Regions from separate parts of the Homo sapiens genome. Here region 2 is linked to region 1. A link is an interaction called in ENCODE POLR2A ChIA-PET data of the cell type or tissue named here. Cell type or tissue: Panc1. All regions are shown on one strand. Each heading gives the region's core, and the rest is flanking DNA. Links, peaks and the distances in the headings are about the cores only. Region 1 has its middle 39 kb from the start of LGR5. Region 2 overlaps PTPRR (protein tyrosine phosphatase receptor type R).

Region 1 (8,931 bases), core at 485-8,484:
GTAGTTCTTTTAAATACTACATTTTGAAGTCTGGAGTCAAGAAAAATGGGTCCTATATTCCCATCTTTTTGGAAACTATCGAGAATTGTTATTTTATACAGAAAAGGTAACTGACAATTACTGAGCCCTTACTGTGTGCCAGACACTTTATGAAGCCAGTGACTTCATTTGTTTTAATTCTTACAACATTGATCCTGTAAAATAGGTATCATCACTGCCATTTTGCAACTAGAAAACAGATTTAGTGATCTCAAGAGGCCTGCCCTCCTAACCTCCTAATCTCCCAGTCTTCTCCAATCAGTTAATGTCACCACCAGCCTTTCAAATGCTCAAGCTATAAATCTAAGTGTCATCCTTAACACTTAGACACGTCTTCATCTTCACTGCTCCTACCAGTTCAAATAACTATCATTATTACCTGGGCTACTGCAATAGCCTCCTAATTCATCTCTCTGCTTTTATACTTGCCCACTCCATTCTCTAAGCCCAGCAGCCAGAATGATTTTTGTAAAACATAAACCATAAAACAAACTGACTTAAACACTTCCATGATTCCCCACCATACTTACAATATAATTCAAACTATTTTACCCTGCATACGAAACTCTGGATGATCTGCTAAGAACCCTAACTTCATGCTCTTATCTTTCCTCTCTCCAATAATCAGAACTTATTTCTGTTCCTGGAACACACTAAGCTTGTTCCTACTTTAAGGCTCCTGCTCTGGAACTATCTTCACACAGATCTTCACAAAGAAGTTTGTGGTCATTCAGTTCTCAGCTGCTATGTCACCTCCTTAGATGGATCTTTTCTCTTGACAACCTAAAGCAGCCCCCCATCATCACACCCTGTAGTATCACCCAGTTTTATTTCTCCATAGTACTAACTGCTGTCTGCTAATTTCTCTTTTTTAAGAGAAAAAAAGTTTTTTTATTTCTTTCTTTCCGTCTCCTCCCACAAAAATGCATGCTATAAGATACCTTGCCTGTCACATATAGCACTGTGATTCCAGCACTTAAAACAGTGTCTGGGACATTATAAGTAATTGATAAATGCCTAAGTATACACTGTTAATTCCCAGATCAAGGTTAAAATTCAGGTATCCATCCACAAATTTTTTCTACTATATTTTGACTTCTCCATGACTTTATCTTAGAATATTATACATTGTAAAATTTACTATTCACTTTACATATACTGATCTCTATTCACTTTACATATACTGATCTCTATTCACTTTACATACACTGAACTCTATCTCCTTTAAATTATAATTATCTTTATCCTTCAAGGCCTGTTTTACTTTCACTATGGCACTTTTCTTCATACCCCAATCAAGTTTAATCACTCCTTTCTCAATATTAGTATAAAATCTTTATTATATTTTATTTTTGAAACTTAGATTACCTTGGGTTTTTAAATCTACCTCTCCAGCTAGACTATAAGTTCTTTGAAGATAAAGATCATGTCAACTCTTTTTCATTTTTCCCAATGCCCATCAGACATAGAAGGCATTGAGCATAGAATTTAGTCAATAAATTCTTGCTGAATTAAGTTATTTTTTTCTCTATGCAAAGATTTTGTTGATTTTCAGAGATATAAGTCTCTCACAATACAATAAAAATCACTCAAGGAGACAAAACAACCTGTTTATTGACAATAAAGATAATTCCAGGGAATTTATTGGAATGACTAAGGTTCAAGGCAGTATTCCACACATTCTAGAATGAATTCCATGAAGAGTAAATTGCATCTCACTGACTCAGAACCTATAAATATTTTTCAAGTAATATTGACACAGGATGTTGAATTCCAAACAACTTTTTAAAACCACTAATCATTCACATTTCCCCTCAAATGTCACACAGTATAAAACTAATGGATCTTTTGTGACTTGATGACATTTGTCTCCATTTTTAAAGGTATTATAATGGAAATGTGGCCTTCTATCATCCTGCTACAGTTGGTATAAATCCACTAGATACTTTTAAAAAATATTTTGGGAACACACAGTCATGCAAACCAATGTCTGCCTGTCCCAGCAGGGGATAGTAAAAGACTTTACAAACACCAGATGGGATTTAACAGCGTTAATAAAACATTAAATGCTCCAAAAGTGCTAAGTCACTTTGTGAACAACTCAAAAAAAATATATTTGATTTCCATTATACATATTTTTCTTTCCTAAGAAATTCTAAAATTTTCCAGTAAAAGTTTTATCATAGTCCTCTGACAGTTAATTTCTCTTAATGTTAAACTATAATTATCTACCGTTTGGATACTATGCATAGATTAGTATTTGTGGTTTTGTTAACAACTTTATAATTTTACCATAAATATAGAACATATCAAGTTCTCAATGAATTTCAACATGTTTAATGCCTGCTTCACCAGAAATCCAAAGCAGAAATATTTTTGTCCAATGTGACTTATTTTTGTTATACCTAACTATGTATGAGTTGACATTTTCATAAATATTTTATAAAATAGTAATTGGTAATCAATATGATCTAGAAATACATTATTCTCCAATTTATTTTAAAAAAATAATATTCTTGGAATCTTCTGGGAATATAAGATTGTAATCATAAAATAAAATCAATTTTCTATTCAAAGTGACTAGAAGCACAGATAATCCCCCCAGAAAAAAAAATATATATATATATATATCACACACCCAATTGGATTTTATTGAATGTTTTGCTCGAGTAGCAAGCTTCCAGACTGGAAACAAGAAAAGGCAGAATATCTACAAATGTTATTTTTTTTTTTTTTTAGAGACGGAGTCTCGCTCTTTCACCCAGGCTGGAGGGCAGCTGTGCGATCTCGGCTCACTGCAAGCTCTGCCTCCCGGGTTCACGCCATTCTCCTGCCTCAGCCTCCCGAGTAGCTGGGACTACAGGCGCCCGCCACCACGCCTGGCTAATTTTTCGGTATTTTTAGTAGTGACGGGGTTTCACCGTGTTAGCCAGGATGGTCTCAATCTCTTGACCTCGTGATCCGCCCGCCTCGGCCTCCCAAAGCAAATGTTCTTTACTATTGTTTTACTTTACTGTGATTAGAAAATGGCTTGCTTTGCCTAAGTACATGTCAACTCTCAGTAAATGGTTTCAATTCATAAGAAAGCAATTGAAAGTCATTCTAAAATTAAATTTTAGCTGCATTTAATATAGTAAGTATATAATCCACAAACAAACAATAAAGCAACTGAAGAAAAAAAGTATTCATTTGGCCTAGCCATGTCTGTGAGTAGATATGCTATTTTACTATCCTCTGAACCATGTCACTTATCTCAGATAAGGAAACAATTCAGTGCAAGAAAATGCTATCACAGAAATCAGTGCAGCTGGAGTAAAATACCTGTGAGCTCACTTGATGACAGTCCACAAACCAAAGAGGGTTCATGGGTTTGCTCAAAGATGGGGTCAGGGAAGGGTCTCTGTTTTAGTACATTTAATCTCAAAGAGAGTGAAAGTCACAAAAAACAAATCTAATTACGTCACTCTCCTGCTTAAACTCTTCATTACCCTCCCTCTGATCTCAGGAGAAAGTCCAAAATCCCAAAATGCCATCCAAAACGCTTTATGAGCTGGGTTTGCTGAGTTCTCTGGCATCAACTCTCAACATGCCCCCACTCCCTTCACAGCTGTGCAGCAAAATGCAATTCCCCAAGAACACTCTACTCCTTCAAACTGGAACACTCTTCCCTCACTTTCTCAGGACTTACTCCCATCTGTAACTCAAGCTACCACTTAAAGGGCAGCTTCTCCAGAAAGTCCTGCATTTCCAAAGTCCCGTGAGAACAGAAAGTCCTCCTGCAAGTGCTCTGAGCACCGTTCAATATATCCTATTAATCATACTGTATTGCAGGGTGGTTCGTCTGTCTCTGCCACTGGATAGCATTATTTTATCCTCACAAAACCCAATGAGATAGGTCTTATTATGCCATTATATAGATTAATAAACCAAGATTCAGAGAGAAACTTACTTAAGGTCACATAGTTAATTGGAGGTGGAAGAAGAAATAAATAAAATCCTGTAGCTTCTTTTAACCATCACACTATGCAGCCATTGAGGATGAAAGCATTAATTCAAACCATTATGAACTGTTGCTATATTAACTTAGATTTTATATATATTATATGTATAAACGATATACATATGTACATATAATGCTTAGTGTATAACCTACCTGTAACACATACTATGTGCTCAATAAACATTAGTCATCATCATTATTATTATTATCATTAGCATTATTAATGATTGGTCAGAATTTATCTCTTTCCAGGCAAAACTCCAGGAAAACAGCCAAGCCCAGGACCTTTCCAAACAATGAGAACAATCACAGGTAGTAGTTTTCTCAAACTACATCCCCTGCTTTCTTTCCTCAGAAGTTTTTAATACCAACCTGTATTAAGCTTCCAAAACAGACAAAATAGAATTGCTCTCAAAGGAAATTCCTTTTCACCTCCATCCACCTGCAATTATTCCTTGGTGATTGAGGGCTACATTAAAGAGTCTAAAGAGTATACATTTTACATCTTTGGTGCTGTCATTCTATCACTGCTTTTGCACGATATCCATCTTTATCCTTTTGGCTTGACTTAGGCCCATTATACGTGAGGCCCCATTAAACGAGTGAATTTTTACAAAACTCTTTATTTCTTTAGGGATGTGAAAATGAGTCTTATACCAATGGCAGCAGCATCTATTTGAAGACAATCTGATTTTGCAGGGACTTAAATGGAAAACAATGAAAACAGGAACTGTCTGCTATTAGATATGTTTCCTGAAACCCAAGCTGAGTAAATTAAGTCTCTTGGTTTTGTTGTTGTTCTCACCTCAGAGAGTCCTGCTTAAATCAACAGGGTTTTGAGAGTACAGATCAATAGTAAGACTTTGCATTTTTGCAGAAGAACAAAGCTTTCTGGGGAAAGAATCAGCCAATGAACAGCAATTAGTGTCTTAATTGCAAATACACTTAAAGCTCTGAAGAATTGTGTTAGTTCATTGAATTATTGAATCTGGGATTTGTTCCTCCACATTGAAAACTAAGTGCACAATTTAACATACTTGGCAACTTTTTTAAAGCACAGTCCAAACTTTGAAATGCTTCTTGCATTACAGATCCAAATAGCCCTCATGAAATAATAAAATAAAATCTTTGGTTATCATTTTATTCACAGTAGCATATTGGATTTGCAGTTAATAATTTTCAATTTCCCAAGAGTAAATTTAGCCATAAAAAATTAGTTTATAAATGACCATACAATGTTTTCAATCAACTTCCATATTAGAGATTCAGCTTCTTAATTTAGAGTTCACTCTCATTTTAAATTTATGGATGAAAGAATGAAGAGCTGAAACTTCACGTCTGTGGAGTAGACACTAGACATTGAATCCAATTAGAGCTCCTAGGTGTAGGAAGAGTTGTACTCAACATCGTAAGCACAGGGCCGAGAATTTGGGGATGTGGGAAGCCAACAGAAAGGAATAGAGCACCTAATGAAATAGTCCAGCAGAAGGGCAGAACATAAGGAGAAATCTCTGTTCATTCCACATAATTCTTTATCTGACCTCACCCCCACATTGCAGCAAGTACTACAGATGAGGTAGAGACTCCTCAGCCATAAGGAATGAACCCCAAGGCACTAGGTTCTCTCCACCTACTCTGTCTTCATAGTCACAAAGATTTTGACAGAGCTCCAAATCTGGGAGAAGATTTTGAACTATTCACAGATCTCACCGCTCCTAAAAACTTCAGAAGAGACCTCAGAGCTCCCCTCAGTGCTGTCCCCTCTACCCATTCCAGCTAGAGGAAGGACCATCACACTCTCTGACCTTCCCTGTACAAAATTCTCAGGGCTTTCATAAATACAGTTCCAATGTGCTCACAGCTGAGCTCGAGAGTCTTTATATATGGCATTGTTCTCTGAGTATCATTTTCTGCTTCTGTTGTACCACATCTTAAAACTAATTTTCTCCTAAATTCTATTAGTATAATATTTTCTAAACTGTGAAGAAAAAGTCATTGGCCATTTTAATGGTGATATCATAGTGATTTATATTCATTTTTTCAAGCTTTCTGAGAAGAATGGAAGTAGAATTTTTTTAAAGTAAAAACAAAAAATTTCAGAATGCATAAAGGGAGAACTACATAAATAATCCTTCATGTCCAATGTAGTGCTTTTTAACACTGGGTCCATGAATTGTTATGGTTATCAATGTGTCAGCATATGTCTACTCAGAATGTGTCCATATACATCTACTTATGGAAATTTCGGGTGTATACATATATGAGAATTTTATGTAGGCATCATCGCTTTTATAATATTTTAAATAGGGAAAATGCATCAAAAAAAGTTTTAGGGGAGATAAATTAATAAAAAGTTCAAAATTTTTATCTCACCTTACTATTCAGCCTTTTAATGCCATGAACTTTTTTGGCAGGGGTCAGCCCTTTGCTTCTGAAGATAGAGATATAGATGCAGTATTCTGTATATGTAGACACAGATATAATAGCAGTCATTTTGATTGTCTTTTCTTTTTCTCTTTCTGCTTCTTAAAAAGGCCCCTGTGTTAGTGAGGAACCCATCTTCTTTCAGGAGCTATCTCAACAACTACAGACTTATTCATTGTTCCCCTGCCAGGTTCAGAGAGCTAACAAGGAATGAGGTAGACTCACAATAACAGCCAACCTTTACAGAGAGCTCCCTATATATACACCTGGCACTGTGCAAAACACTTTGCCTCTTCTAGTCTTTATAACAATCCCATTAGATTACTACCTTTATTATTCTCATTTTACACATAAGACTTAAAAAACTAAGTCCTTGCCAGAGTGACATCAGCAAGATGGTGGAATAAGGCTTTCCAGCACACACCTTCTCCTAAAATCATCAATTAGAACAATTATCTATGCACAAAAATATCTTTATAAGAGCTAAGGAATCCAAGTGAGAGATTATAGAACCTGAGTAGAGCACATAAACAAAAAAATATGCATTTAAGACGGTAGGATGAAAAGTGGTACCCTCTGCACGGGAAAAGGACTATGAAATAATACCCACAGCTTCACCACAGAGCCAGCAGAAGGCATGAGCACCCCTCTACCTTGAATCTCCAGTCCCTGCCCACAGACTCAGCATCCAGGCCCAATGCTAGGCCAGGCCAACCCCTTTGGCCCCAGGCTCCAGGTCTTTCCCAGCACCAGGCTAACCACCATACCTCAGGCTCTGAGCTATTGCCTGCAGCCCCAGGCTCCAGGCCAAACCCTGTGGTCCCAGGTTTCAGGCCCACCCAGCTATCCCATGTAGCTCAAGCTCTACACCAGCTTCTATAGCCTCAGGAATGAAGATGGCACCTGTGGACTCAGGCTTTAAGCCCACCACAACTCCATGCCGGCCCCCACAGCCCCAGGCTCTAGTGGATCCATGATCCAGGCACACTCCAGTGGACTCAGATTCCATGCCCAACATTACAAGCACTAGGCGCACCCACCTACTCACCCAAGTACCAGGCTAGCTGCCCAAGGATTCCAAAAGCAAGCTTTCCATAGACCCCACTAGCCAACCTGCCCAGAATCTCTTAAACAGCTTACTGGTGAAGGGCTTGCCAATCTGTAAAGACTGGAAGAAGTGCCTGCTTCTTCAAACAAACATCGACATAAGACCAAAAGGATCATGAATAATCAGGAAAACATGACACCAGCAAAAGAACAAAATTAGTCACCAATAACTGACCTTAAAGAAATGGAGATCTACAAATCACCTGAGAAAGATTTCAAAATAATCATCTAAAAGAAACTCAGTGAGCTACAAGAGAATCCAGATACACAACTAAACAACATTAAGAAAATAATACATGAAGAAAATGAGAGGTTCAATAAAGAGATAGAAACAATAAAAAAGAAGCAAGCATAAATTCTGGATTTGCAGAATACTATGACTGAATTGAAGAAAACAAAAGCCATAAAGAGCTTCAACAGCAAACTCAATCAAGCATAGAAATAATTAGCAAGCTCAAAGACAAGTCATTTAAAATTATTTAGTCAGAGGAACAAGTTATAAAATAAAAGAAAAAGACTGAAGAAAGTCTAAGGGACTTATGAAACATCACTAGACTTGTTTAAAAGAAATGCTAAAGTGATTTCTTCAAGTTGAAATTAATGCTAACAACATGAAAACCTATGAATGTATAAAACTCTCTGTAAAAGTAAAAAATCATCAAATTTAGATACTCTAATATTGTAATGGTGGTTCATAAATCACCGTTAACTCTAGGATAAAAGTTAAAAGATAAAATATTAAAAATACCTATAGCTACAATAATTTGTAAGTGAATAAGCAATAAACAAAATTCAATTATGTAAATTATAGCATCAATAAGATAAAATGTGGGTGAGAAGTTAAAGTGTAGAGGTTTTGTATGCAGTCAAGTTAGTATCAGCTTAAAACAGACTATTATAAGATATTTTATGTAAGCCTTATGGTAACCACAAAAATAAATACCTGTAGTAGATACAAAAGAGATAGAGAATGAAATCAAAGCATACCACTCTTAAAAAGTTATCAAATCACAAAGGAAGACAGCAGGAGAAGAAGAAAAGAACAAAGGAACTACAAAATAGACAACAATTAATAATATGGCAATAGTAAATCCATACCTATCAATAATTTATTTATATAAATGGATTAAATTCTCCTATCAAATACTTCGAGTAATGAAATGGATAAACAAAATCAAGATCTAGCAATATGCTGCCTACAAGAGACTCATTTTAGTTTTAAGGACTCACAGGCTGAAAGTGAAGAGATGGAAAAAGAAGATATTCAATGTGAATGGTAAGCAAAAGAGATCAGGGTAGTTATATCAGACAAAATAGACTTGAAGTAAAAAAAAAACTGTCACAAAAGACAAAGAAAGCCA
Region 2 (8,931 bases), core at 532-8,531, 550 kb before region 1:
AAAATGAAATAAAATATAGACCAAGAATGGAAAATAAATGGATAGTTAAATACAAGTATATGTAACCCAACTAAGCAACAACTTAAGGATTATGGGATAATAATCACCAAATATTTGAAGAATCTAAATAACAAAGTAGAAAACAAATTAGTTGGCTTGAAGGATAGTGTTATGGTTAATTAACATGGAAAGAAATGAGCAAAGAAAACGCTTCCTTTCCACTAGCTACGGACCAGAAAAAAGCTTTAGGTTCATTCAAAGACTAGATTATGAGATTACATACAAAGAAAACTCATAGGAAGCTTTTTAGAGAGACCTGTAAAAATGTGGCTTATGAGCATCTTGGAGGCAGACTGGCATCTCACCAGACATGGCCCAGAGGAAATGTGGAGCCCTGAACGTAGGTACCTGGCATGGGTAGGCACTTAAGACTCACTTGTTTATTTTAAGAAATGGTTATATTAGTTACGAAGAAGAAAGCGTATATAGGCATTGCTATTGTGTGAATGTTTGTGTCCTCTCAAAATTCTTGTTGAAATCCTAACCCCCAAGGTGATAGTGTTAGGAGGTGGGGCCTTTAGGGATTGATTAGATCATGAGGGCAGATCCCTCATGAATGGGACTAGTCCCCTTAAAAAAGAGGCCAGGAGAGAAGGGGCTTGTTTGCCCCCTTCCACCATTGAGGATGCAAAGGGAAAGCACCACTTATGAACCAGAGAGTGAGCCCTCACCAGACGCCAAATCTGCTGGGTCCTTGATCATGAACTTCACAGCCTCTAGAAATCTAAGAAATCAAGTTTCATTGCTTAAAAGCTACTTGGTTTAGTGTATTTCATCGTAGCAGCCTGAGTGGACTCAGATAGGCATCTGTCTTTCCTCAATCTATCCACAGCTTCCCCTGCTTGTCTCAGTGCAATATTTATCCGAACTGAAATTGCTTATGGGTATCTGCCTCTTCCCTCCCTCTCATGCCACTGTGTAAACTCCTGGCATGGGGATCTTTCCTGGGGTGTCCAGGCACTGTACATCCTAGTGCCTGACATCTTGTGAAACTCAATGATGGAAGACTAACTTTCCTGCTTTGAAGGATGTGAAAAACAAACGCCTGACACGAGAACTTGGATGTTAAGCACAAAAGTTTTGACAAGAGACCTTGCTCTGCCACAGTTTATGCAGCTGTAACATCAATATAACAATGGTGCCTATATCACAGGAGTTGTGTGAGGCTTAAATGTAGTGCATGTAATGTGCTTAGCACTTTGCCTGGCTTGGAGTAGCTGGTCATTAATTGTTAGCTCATTACTATTTATTATCGATGCACAAAATTTATGGTCAAACCACAAACATAATCAAAACATTTGGTCCAACATATCCTCTCTAAAAGCCAATAGAAATTATAATATGGTCAGTCTAGTTGGCTCTGATATTTCAGATGACTGATAATATTTTTTCTGCTTGTATTATTGCAGGAAACTTGGAAATTTACATCTCAAAATATGAGGTTTTGGGGCTGTGGATGTATAATTGCCACCTCCTTCAATTTGCTTGGTGAGGTTAAATTTTGGAAAGACTGGGTGAGCCATACTCTTCCTCTCCATTCTCCACTTGAACCAAGTTTAAAAATTTTTTATTGTTCCTACTTCACCAAAATAAAAATGCCAATTAATGGGATTTGTCCATAATGAGCTTTGGATTTAATCCTCCTACAACCCTAATGCTTAGAGAGAGGGAATTTTTAAACTTCAAAATTTTGTGGCTCTAAGCACCAGATGGACACTTAGAGGTTCCAGAAAGACTCAACACAATAAAGAAATTTGGCTGTATTTTCACTTTTAAGAAGTATTTGTTCGACTTTTTGGTAAAGAACAGCTTAAAAATAGTTGTAACATATAATTTGTGTTACTTTTCATAAACATAATGATTTTCAGTGAAAATAACTTGTAGTCAGTTGCTTTCGGGGTATCCCCTTCATCTTTTCCCTGAGATTCTGAAAACTATTTCATATGGGCATGATAATAATCTACTATTGCCTAAACCTAAGTGTGTCCTGAGGGTCATTACTATAAATTACAAGAGATTCCCATCCACTCATATTACATATAATGGGAGGAATGTCATTAAAATTCACTTAGTTCTCAGATTGACTCAGTACAGGCCTAAACGAACTGTCAAACAACTCTAAAAATAAAATATAATGACTTGATGTGTAGACAATCGTACTAGCACTGAATAATCTCCATTTGCAATAGTTATCCGGTTCTATGACCAATTTTTATTCTCATAGTATTATTCCCTTCGAATATTTCTATGTTCATCTGTGTTCACACAAATTAATGGTTGTTTTTTTGAGATGGAGTCTTGCTCTGTCACCCAGGCTAAAGTGCAGTAGTGGATCTCGGCTCACTGTAGCCTCTGCCTCCTGTGTTCAAGAGATTCTCCAGAGCAGTTGAAACTATAGGTGCATGCCACCATGCCCAGCTAATTTTTTAAATTATTTTATTTTTGGTAGTGACAGGGTTCTACCATCTTGGCCAGGCTGGTCTGAAACTCCTGACCTCAAGTGATCTGTCCGCCTTGGCCTCCCAAAGTGCTGGGATTAGACATGAGCAACCACATCCAGCCAGATTAATGAATATTAAATTGTAATGATCAGATTAGAGAATTATCTAATAATTTAAGAATGCAGATGTACTTTAAATGCCATTTGGTTATACTAAAAATGTTTTGAATAATTTAAAACAATCATTCACAATTTAGATGACTTATAGTTACACCAAAACACTGGGGTAGAATATGTGATAGATGCTTAGAGTTACAATTTGAATCTGGGAAAATAACTTCTAATGATACTTTCTGTGTAGTATCACTCAACCAAACACAATTAACATATTAAATAACCTCTGTTGGGAATTATTAAAGTTTTCACAAATAATTTTTTAATATAGATAATTTCTGACTGCTTCATCTTGATGTAAGTTAAATAATTTTTTTATCTTGCCCACATCCCCAATCACCATTTATAATTTTTTGTTTATGTGAAAATATGCCCTTTATTCAAAAAAATTGACTAATAGCAAACTTTGGGAATACAATTTAGCCTGGAGAAGAAAAGATGTAGGTAGAATTTATTAGCTGTTGAATTATTTGGATGACTATTATTTGGAAAACAATGTATTAGAAATGACTATTTCCAAAGGTAGATATTTGAACCATGGAAGTAGATATAAGAGATAAATTTCTTAGCAAAAAAAAAAATTTTCCAACAGGCACAGCTGACCAGAAGTAGACTGGCTGCTTTGGATGAGAGTAGCTTTCCTGTTAAAGAGAGTTCTTAAGAATAGGCCAGATAGCCACTCAAGAAGAAAGGTTTGGAGGGAATCCAAGTCTGGAAAGAATGTTTAGACATAGCTGCTAACGTTTTGTCAGTTTGTAGTTGCCAAAAATAAGAGTGGAGATTGACAGTGGATTTTTTCAACTCAACTACCAGTTTCTTTCATTAACATAGCATGGCACTTCTTTCTGTAGTAACACATCACCAAATTTGAGAAGAGGGACATCTGGTGGATGAAATAAGCAAAAGGAAAGGGGTTTTGTTTTTACATTATAATTTACAACATATTTTGACATTTCCATTGATTTTTCCATGAAAAGAAAATCTATCAGTCTACAAAAATATGTGGTTGACAATGGGCAAAAATTATTTGTGACCAAGTGATTTGGGTATGGTGATCGTTTCATCTGGCCCCTTACTATATGTTTAATAAATGCCTTTTTAGTCATTTTTCCTTAATTAATTCAAATTAGGATATTTGAGGATGAACTTGCTTGTCTTAATAAAACATAAACATGTGACTTTCTTGGCCAAGTAAGAGCTGTTATTTTTAGCTAAATTACTCAGTAGACGGAATGACAAACAAAAACCAAAAGACATCCAATTGCCTAAACTATAAATGCAATTGTTTTTAGTCTTTACAAAAATATTCATTTCAGTTTTTCTATTCTAATAAAATCAAAATTAATTTGAACTTAGACATTTAAATGTAGTGATACATTTCTCTATTTAAAAAAAAGTAATTTTCTGGCTGGGCATGGTGGCTCACCTCTGTAATCCCAGCACTTTGGGAGGCCGAGGTGGGCAGATCACCTGAGGTCAGGAGTTTGAGACCAGCCTGGCCAAAGTGGTAAAACCCTGTTGCTACTAAAAATGCAAAAATTAGCTGGGTGTGGTGGCGGGCGCCTATAGTCCTAGCTACTCGGGAGGCTGAGGGAGAATTGCTTGAACCCAGGAGACAGAGGTTGCAGTGAGCTGAGATCATGCCACTGCACTCCAGCCTGGGCAACAAAGCGAGATTCCATCTCAGAAAAAAAAAAATAAAAGGTAATTTTGTATCTATTTCCAGAAAGATCAATAGGGCAGCAATTTAAAGCAAGGTTGCTTGAAATAATAAGCTGAATCCAACTCTACTAACTAAAATGACTACCTACCTCATTAGTGATGTTTTCCCATCACCGATTTCTATATCTAAATCACAAATAAGTATTGGAAGCATCATTCTTGAAAGCAGAGCTATTATTTTATTCTTTATATCCTGAATACAATATATTGTAGGCACTTAAATATTTGGTGGATGAATCTCTTCAAATCCATTGTGACCGGGAATAATTTCACCCTTCCTTGAAAACCCAGACCTCTCTCTGTGCCTCTCGACGCTTTTGGGGAATACGAAATTGATGTACCTTTCACTCTCGCATTTTACTCAGTGCCAGGCCCAATGCAGAAAACAGAAGCATTTTGCAAGTTCCTTTTCTTCTTCAGACCTAGCTATAAGGAAGATGCTGTCCCTACATTGCTTTGCACACAATACAACCTCAGTACATCTTTTGTTGAATACATGAATGAGTTAATAAATTGCTAACTCTTCTGAGTGTTTCTCCTGTTTTTTTTTCCTCATTCTCTTCCCTTTTACTTCAGTCTCATATACTATGATTTCATAAATAAGCCAACATTTGTTGGGTATTCATTATATTTAGGTATTGTTCTAAATATGTTATACATAAGTCATTTGATTTAATTCTCATGATAACCCTATGAGGTAAACTTAAAAAAATACTTATTTTTTAAAAAAGAAAACTAACGTTAGGTAATTTGCCCAAAGTGACAGGGCTAGTAAGAGTCAAAGCCAGAATTTGGACCCAGTTAGTTTCTGATTTCAGAGATAGGTCTCTTAAATATTGCATTTATCCTGACTCTAATAATGACCCTCTGGTAAAATACCCAGACACACAGACAAAAATAAGTGAGAATGAGAATCCATATTCCAATGTCTTCACAGAAGATGATGGAATATTCTAAAAGACAAACCAAGAGATGGGAAAAGTGTCCAAAGTCCTATATGGAAAAATCAGAAAAACGTTTTGGGTAGAGGTTAAGAGCACAGCCTAGGGAAGGAGTCTGGGTTCATATCCTGACCCCATTACTTACTAGATATGGCACTTTCTTACTAGATATGGCAACCTCTTTCACTGCCTATCTCTCCTTGTTTCTGCAATCTGAAAACAGAGAGAATAAGAGAATCCACTCTGTAGGTGTTTTGTGAAGGTTAAAGAAGTTAACATGTATAAGGCATTTATGAAAATGAATGGCACACAATACTTGCTAGTATTTCTATCATCACAGTTCATCATATTGAAGACATACTCCATTATAAAATGATCTATTTTCTATATGACTCTAATAAAAAATGCCTATTGTAAATGCAAGAAGCCATTGATGTTTAGATGTATCCTGATGTCAGAGATATTGAAATGTGAAAAGAAGTACACGCTGGAATTATGTGCAGAATAGACAAGAAAGAAAAAGCCAGCTGGCAGAATTAAATGTTTTCATACATTAACAATTTCATTTTTTTCAATTCTCTTTTTTACTTTCTTTTCATTATTTTTTCAAATATTTTGTATCTAATCATGAGGTTTCAGTACCATGGTTCTGGGAAAACTACTCATGTTTAGGCTTTAAAGTTAGCTGTGGTACTAAATCCTTCGATGAAAGACAGAATGCCCTGGAAGGAAGGCAGACAGTGTATGAGTGCATGAGTGGGTGAAGGGAAGGGAGCTGAAGGGTGTGCAGGAAATGAAATTTACCTGATGAGACCAGATGCTTTAAAAATTTTTTTCAAGTCAAAATCCAAAGTCACTTGGCAAATACGAGAACTAGGAAGATGTAAAGGGTTGGAAAAATGAATCAGGGACAAATCAATTATTCAAATTATTCATTCAACAATTGTTAAATTAAACACCAATGTCAACTCAACTGGCTTTGCATGCTATATGAAAGAAATTAAAAAATAAGAAAAGATTACAAAAGAAAAATATCTAAGAGAAAATTGACATTAAATTGCATTACAAATGGCATAGTTAACTGCAACTATGACCTAGTTTCTGCAGTGGTAGCATGCTGTTTTCCTGATTAATACTGTATTACTTCTTTTTATACCCTGATTATTATCAAAGTAATCAGCACTGAGCAAACAGCAATCGAATCCCTTCTCAGGAGAGGCTGATTCTCTACTGATGTTAAGCTAAGCCCCTTCATGGAGCTTAAATCAGCCCCTGAGGAGCCACCAGATGGATTGTGAGAATTTAGAAGAGGCAGTATTAGTGTGGAATAGTGGAATAGACAACAGAAAAGGAGTTCAAGTAATTGAGTTCAAGGATCACCTTTGTAACAAACTAGCAGTGTGACATTGTGCAAATTATTTACTTTTTTTGGACTTCTACATACTTGCTCATATTGAGGACTTTACATTTTCTCCCCCCTTCTATTCTTTAATTTTCTGATATTGCGTTTAACATGATGAGACAGGCAGGAAAGGAGCTGCTGTCAGACACTGGGCTTGGTGTGCATGCCTTATGATTTACGGGCAGGATCTTGGGGCTTTCAAAAGAAGTTCTGTCCTCATGGGAGATTACCGTGGCAAATTTCTATCTTATGTTCCTTACAATAATCATGACTACCGTTCACGGGCCAGGGGCCGCCACACTTTATCTCATTTATTCCTCACTACAATCCTCTGAGGCAAGTGTTAGGACTTTTATTTTATGGAGGAGAAACAGGAACACAAAAGAGATTATCATTATAATAATGAGGAGAATAATTATTTGTGTTTACTCTGTGCAATTACTGTGCTAAGGGCTTCTCATATATTAATTCTCTCCATCCTTACATCCACATTTTAAGAAAGGTTCTGCTATAATTACCAGCCTTACGGCATCTAATAATTAAATAATCTGTTCATGTCATCACATGGCTGGTAGTGGGAAAACAGGATTCAAATGTAAACAGCTAGATTGCAGAATCCAGTACTTGACCATTACACATTCTGCATTAAAACTACATAAGGTCGCACAACTAATATGAAGAAAAATAGAAATCCAAATTTGACTCCAAAGCATGGACATTTGCTTAATGGACATTGCTTAATGGTTATTAAGCAATACTGCCTTTGGCCCTTGCCCAACCATATGTTGTCTTCCTTTGGATTTTCTGTGGTTTCTGGCCTTTCCACTCAATATTGCTCAATCTTGGTCTCGGACTTGATATGTAACATTGGCCTGACCGCAAATATGCTTTTGCTTCTTGTACCAAGCCCTGGGGTCCTATTGTGCCTATCCCAGGACATGGACCCATCTCTGGTCACTACTTCTTACTTGGCTCTGGCAGCTCTAGGGCCCCAAGCTTTGCTATAGGACCCAAGTCAGCCAGCCATGTCCCCGCTCCGCCTCCCGCAAAATGAAAAACACTGGTCACATATGTTTGTGAAAAAACTTACTATAGATCAATAAGTGGGAAAGATAAGGAGATTAAATGCCAAGTGGCGAGTTGTTTCTACCTTACTCTTACTGTACATCAAAAAGTGGGACATACAGAAAAGGTCGTAGATGTGTGTTTGTGACTCAACAACAAATCTCTGAGAATCAAGTAGCTACAATATCATCATTATTATCATTATTACCAGATTTAGAATAGTGTTCTATCAAACCTTAACACTTACAAACATCCAAATCATGTCCCTTCTTTCCCATTCTAAAATTGCATGCCAGCAAGGAATAACCTAATTATTTCAAAGGCATATATTGAAGAAAGGATAACTTTCTCTCCCCTTTTCTTTCCATGACCACCAACAGTCCCCTAGTTTGAATGCTAAGAGTTTTTTGGGAATCACATTCAACTTCTGTGTGTCACTGAGCAATATTAAGGGCTGGCAAAGAAGAGCAAAATTTCTAAGAAGGAAAACGCAGAGCAAAGCCAGCTGTTCCTGCCAATGTACTAATTTACATTTTTGCAAAATCAAAGCACCACAACGAGACACACTGCATTCAGTCGACTTCATGAGGTCACTCTATGCCATGTGCCCTTTTCAACTTTGTGACTGAAGCAGTAGGCACATCTTCATAAGGCTCTCAGAGTCTTCTGTGTCCAAAGAGGTGTATGCTTAGTGTTGCACATGCAAACATGGCATTCTCAGTTCATTTACTCCAAGGCTCCTTAGCTCTCTTTTCATTTAGAAAAACTATTCTTTGACCTCCTCTGATGCTAATGATCTATTTTCTGTTTCCTTTCATGGATCACACAAAAGTTGAAATTGCATCCAGGCACCAGAGGGTAGAGGCTGGCTCTGGATCTAGACAGCCTGGGTCTGAATCTAGCTCTGCCATCCACAAACTGTGTGACTGGGCAATGTCCTTAATTCTCAGTCCTTTGATTTCCTCATTTGGGAACAATGAAATAGTACTTACTAGGAAGAGTTGTTTACCTGTTAAGCGTTTGTTGTGAGGGTTAAATGTACTAACATTTGTAAAATGTTGAAGACAGTGCTTGGTACATAGAAGATGCTTGATAAATATTAGCTGCTATTTTTACCCAATGTGGTA

What was found. ChIA-PET counts read pairs that join two places held together with the same protein. Peaks named below come from ENCODE experiments on the same cell type or tissue, not always from the same donor. Only the 100,000 strongest peaks of a DNase experiment are listed, where the experiment ranks them.
Region 2: POLR2A ChIA-PET joins it to region 1 with 9 read pairs; 1 of 35 experiments calls an interaction of 5 or more read pairs at or near these places.

What each region holds. Positions count from the first base shown.
Region 1 is chr12:71,395,862-71,404,792 of GRCh38, forward strand. No RefSeq gene overlaps it. Among named protein-coding and RNA genes, the nearest start is that of LGR5, 39 kb to the right of the region's middle. In Panc1, for the core only: CTCF peaks have their summits at 2,031 and 2,234; no DNase peak of the experiment used is centred there; H3K27ac peaks cover 5,098 bases.
Region 2 is chr12:70,846,000-70,854,930 of GRCh38, forward strand. All of the region lies in intron 2 of PTPRR (protein tyrosine phosphatase receptor type R), which reads right to left. Among named protein-coding and RNA genes, the nearest start is that of PTPRR, 70 kb to the right of the region's middle. In Panc1, for the core only: CTCF peaks have their summits at 3,536 (motif pointing left) and 3,736; a DNase peak (open chromatin) is centred at 3,583.